Regions from separate parts of the Homo sapiens genome. Here region 2 is linked to region 1. A link is a loop called in an ENCODE intact Hi-C map of the cell type or tissue named here. Cell type or tissue: IMR-90. All regions are shown on one strand.

What was found. Peaks named below come from ENCODE experiments on the same cell type or tissue, not always from the same donor. Only the 100,000 strongest peaks of a DNase experiment are listed, where the experiment ranks them.
Region 2: it touches region 1 in a loop (5-fold over the local background); 5 of 110 quality-filtered maps call a loop at or near these places.

What each region holds. Positions count from the first base shown.
Region 1 is chrX:45,321,498-45,323,997 of GRCh38, reverse strand. No RefSeq gene overlaps it. Among named protein-coding and RNA genes, the nearest start is that of DIPK2B, 120 kb to the right of the region's middle. In IMR-90, a CTCF peak has its summit at 1,441 (motif pointing left); a DNase peak (open chromatin) is centred at 1,417; H3K27ac peaks cover 706 bases.
Region 2 is chrX:45,805,888-45,808,387 of GRCh38, reverse strand. No RefSeq gene overlaps it. Among named protein-coding and RNA genes, the nearest start is that of MIR222HG, 37 kb to the right of the region's middle. RefSeq lists a silencer at 1,465-1,554. In IMR-90, no CTCF peak of the experiment used is centred here; DNase peaks (open chromatin) are centred at 127 and 1,487; H3K4me3 peaks cover 978 bases; H3K27ac peaks cover 2,255 bases.

The sequences.
Region 1 (2,500 bases):
ACTACTAAGTGTAATTAATTAATAGGATATCAGCAAACAAAAGTCTGTGCTATCGATAATGTGATAGACCCTGATGTCACTTAGCAGTAGCTAAGGTGGACAAGCTTACACAGCTGGGCCAGAAAAAGTGTGGCATATGGCCCTTTATGTGGCCGATGGTCCACTTGTAGAAGAGTGGGAAGGGTGGGGATGGGGTTAATGCTGGGAAGATTGCTACCATCCAGCTGAAAACTCCCCAAAGGCAGTTCCATGGATCATTCCTAAGCCATTGGCTAGAGCATGAAAGGCTTGTGAGGAACCAGGCAAAGACGCTGCACAGCCTGAGCTGTTATCCAAGAACCCCTGCTTACCTGCTTGCTTGAGTCATGCAGGCTCCTGGTAATAACAGCCTATTTACTGAACCTTCCCTGCCAAAGTGGGAGGGGTGACTGTATCAGATTTCTATTTGGGTCTGCAGGTGGGAGGGGCGAAAGAATAGGTATAGTCAGGGCAGGTAACAGCTTTGCAAACATGTGCAATAGTTCATGCCTGTCCACATGCTTGCCCCATAAGCACATGGCTGCATGGACCAGTGTGGGTCGATGTAAAGGGTGTTGCTCTGGGGCTCACCTGCATTGATATACATCATATGTCTAAAGTGTGAATGGCACCTCCATACATGTGATGTCTTGTTCAGTGCACAGCTTGAACATGTAGACATGGCTGCTCCAACAGTAACCAGTAGTAGGCACTTTATTCATAGGCACAAGCCTCAGGCACTTTAATGCATTATCTTCAATCCTTAAGATCTGGAAGTGTTATCATTAGGTTGAGAAGCCAGCCTGAGAGTACATAGCTAGGAAAGGACAGAGACAGACTCTAGCCTAGACATGGCAGATGCTGAGGCCCTAGCTCTTCTTCCTGCATTGAGCCACCTTCCTCTCTAGGCAGCAGGGAAACTGCCCTGCTGTGAGGAGCATCCCATTTACTTGGGTATTGCAGTAGCCTCCTACTTGATGCTTCCTTTGTGTGTCATTCCCTCATGTCTAAGGAAAGTACTTATATACCAGTAAGAACCTACTAGGGATCACAGAGGATTATTAAAATTTCAAGTAGTGATTTTACCATTTGAGATGGGCTTAAGAAGAGGGAAATATGTACTTTGTTAGAGAAATAAGTATATTTATTAATACAAGTAAAATTATTTATCCTGTTGATTTAACTTTATAACCCTGTGAGCTGTTGGAGCCCAAGTCTGAAAACTGCCATACCAGCCTGCCCCTCAGGTTTGCCTGGCCCTCGTGAAAGCTTTAGGGGATAGGGGATACCGCTTTCCCACACCTTCTGATTTCTACATGAGAAATGCCACCAGCTTTGACCAGCAGCTGCAACTTTGCCTGTGCCTGGCAAGTTTACAAAGTCACTGAATTTGCTTCTAAACTTTGTGGTTCAAGGGCTCCATCTTGAGGCACATTCTGTTTCTCTCAGTGCCTCTGAGTTGGGGAAGAGATGCAAAGCATTATTAGAATTTTTGCTGCATTGCATGGTTGACTTCAATTTGCTAAATGTTTTCTTTAGTGTTCACAGCAAAAATTCAGACTATAGGACAGTGACATGGGTTTGAGCAGATACAATGAACTCCTTTTTACATATGATGGTTCCTCCTAACAAAAAAATATTAAAAATCTTTTAACCATAACCACAGCATGGAAGTCATTGATTTGTTCGTGTTTACCATAAGCTATTTTCTCCCATTTTGGGAACAATTCTCAGAAGCCACATTATCTGAATTACTGGGTTCCACCAGAAAGCGCAGAGATCTGAGACCCTGCTTAAAGTCCTCTGAGTGTCCCTTAGCAATATTCTACTTCCAGTGGATCAACCAGAAATGTAAGCCATGATTCAGCTCCCCAGATGGATGTGGGCAAGCTTCGTGGCATCAAACCCCTGGACCAACTAAGCACTCTACTGCACCCCAGACCCCCCAACCCCACTAACAAAGCCCTTGTCCTACCAGCCAAATGCTCTGCCTGTCTGACTCATGAAAAAGAAAGTGGAAATTCAATACCAGAAACCTTCTCACCCAAGAAATATCCCAAGTCTTTCCAGTTGTGCCAGGGTTTTAGGAGACCCCGGTTTTACTCTCCTCTGAACAGACCCTGCATCTTCACATTTCCATACCTTTATCCATGATGTTTCTTCTGTGAGAATCCCACAACCCTACCCGTCCCACTTCCATCAACATTACAATTGGTTGATTAATCTGACTAATTTTGCAAGGCATATAGTTTAAGAAACCTTCTACCCACCCACCCAGCCACTCAGCAGGAATAACTACAAGCTTCTCCCTGTGTCTTTTCATAGAATTATGGTCAAACCTCCATTGTTACCTCCTTCACATGACATCATGGGACAATTTTTAATGTAGTTTTTCCCACACTAGAGTGTGGGCACTCTTGGGTACCACCATATCCATCTGTGTATCTCCAGGTACTGTGTCAGTGTTCAGCAGACTGTGGAC
Region 2 (2,500 bases), 480 kb before region 1:
ACAGTAATGAGAGAGTAAAGAGAGGTTTGGTAGAGGGGGAACCGGTGCGGGAACCATTCAAAAAGTAGCCGTAGCTAGTAATGCTTGTATACTCCCTCTACGCATGAATGATTCATTTTGCCGCTTTGTTATAATAGCCACAGTGTTCAGTCTCTAAGGCTGTCTTGTGATATATCCTTCTTTTGCTAAAAGGCTACATATCAGCAGCCTCGTTTGATTTAGAAGCCGATTCAGCATACCACACATACCATTTGAGAAGAATGCCAGGACCCTTCCTGCTATGAAAATGTCATGCATGCTTAAAATGACAAGGTTTGGCTCAAGCAATGGTTTCAAGTGCTTCTTAATTATCCTTTTTGAATCTTCAAAGCAATTTAATTTTAGGGTTTTCATTTTCAGTTAAGATATAAGTCACCCAAATATTTGCTTTATTTTTAAATATCAAAATGCTGACTTGGCGATTTAGAGTATCCAAAATGTAGCATGAAGGTGGTACCTTTTAAACTGTGGCAAAAAACATATCATAAAATTTCCCACCTTAAGCATTTTTAAGTGTACAGTATAGTAGTGTTAATATATTCACAGTGTTGCGCAACAGATCTCTGGAACTTTTTCATCTTGCAAAACCGAAAGTATATTGAACAACTCCCCATTTTCCTCTCCCCTGCAGCCCCTGACAACCACCATTGTACTTTCTGTTAAGAGTTTGAATACTTTAGATACCCCATATAAAGGGAATCATGCAGCAGTTGTCTTTCTGTGTCTGGCTTATTTCATGTAACTTTATGTCCAACAGGTTCATCCATGTTATAGCAGATGACAAGATTTCCTTATTTTTAAGGCCGAATAGTATTCCATTATGTACATATACCACATTTTGTTTACCCATTCATCTGTGAAGGCAGTTTGTCTTTTTGTAAAGAGTGGTCTCACGAAAGCTTTTCTTGGGAGGTAAAACAACCAAACCACAGAGAACATAGAGAAATTAAATCTGAGACATGTACGCTAAGAAATGGAATTTTTGTTTGTGATATTTAATATCAGACTTTCATACTTGCAAAACGTGGAATTTCCTCCACTGAAATTCTAGTACAAGCAATTTAGGTTTGCACTCCTTCAAAATCCAAAACCCTCCTCCTCATATACCCCATCTGGCTCTCTCTTAGTATTACAGTCTCTGAGACTGTCCCTTAGGGGTACAGACTAAGGCACGTGCTCAAGTGTTCACTGGAGAGCTTGATAAAGTTGGCATTTTCTCCTAAAGTTGTCTGTGCTTCCATAGAATGTCTAGAGGGAAGAGATAAGGGGAAAAGGGGGTGGGGCGAGAAAGGAGCTGTCGGAGCCGTGAAAGGATGGATGACCTATGAGATCATTAAGGTTAGTTAATGGGTTTTCCCATTGGACTTTGTGGGTTTTTCTCACAGATCAGCTTCTATATGGATTCCAGCTCCACTCAGAGTTGAAGCAGCAGTTCTGGCTAAAGCAAAACCACACCAGCAATACGCTCTGTGGTCTGGCTTTAGTCTAAGAAGTGCTGCCAGAGAACCCGAAGACAAAGATTTGACTTGAAAGAACACGTGGTTGGGGTAGAATCTGATAGGGAGAATCTGAAATGCGTAGTGTTACTTTCACTTTTTCTCAACTTTGTTTTTTCCTGAGAGCAAAATGATGAGACAGCTGGAGAGGCCAGATTTTGAGAGTGGCTGGGGTCCTTGTCCTCAAAGATGCTGCAGTGTTAGTGATTGCCTGTCTTTGGCAGGTACAAGCTGTGAGAATGAGCCTTTTTCTCCTCCCCGTCCCTTAGGATTCCTGGATAAGGGTGAGAAGCAACCCAGGGTGGGAGCTTCTCTTTAACTTTTCCTGTAGTTGGCTAGGGCCCGTCTGTGAGCTGGGATGTGGTGTAGAGTGTGTGGTCTCCACTACAGCACTAAAAATGTCTCTATCTTGCCCGGAGTTAAGGGGAGTCAGGGAATGCTTTGCCTTTCTCTGCTTCTTTGATGTCCTCCGGAAAGCAAGACAGTGTGCAGCTGACTGGCTGGAGAGGAGAAAAGCTTCAGAAAAAGATTTTTTTTTCTTTTTTCCCCCAGAAAAGCTTCAGAAAAAGCTGACAGACAAGTCTGAAGTGCCTGGGGAAGTACTTGCGTTCTGTAGAATGTGGCTTCCTTGTGGCCCCAGGCCCCAGACCCTCGGACGCACTTGAGTTGAGTATGGGATGCAGAGGGAGGACCAGGTGCACCATTTTACAGCAGTGACAGCTGGTCCTGTCCTTTACACTACAGAATGCTGGGGAGGAGTTGCACGCTTAAGCCCTGCCAACTGTCAGGGCAGTCAGCTGTTTCTCAGGTGTGTGTCAGGTGAGGGCCTTGGCAAATCTTTTCCCCAAAGTGAGGGATCCCTTTGGAAGGCAGGTGGAAGCCAAGGACTCCTTGCTTTGTTGAGGCCAATTTGGAGACATGGAGAAATACTTTAAAGAGACTTTTGACAATCCCTATTTTTGTGT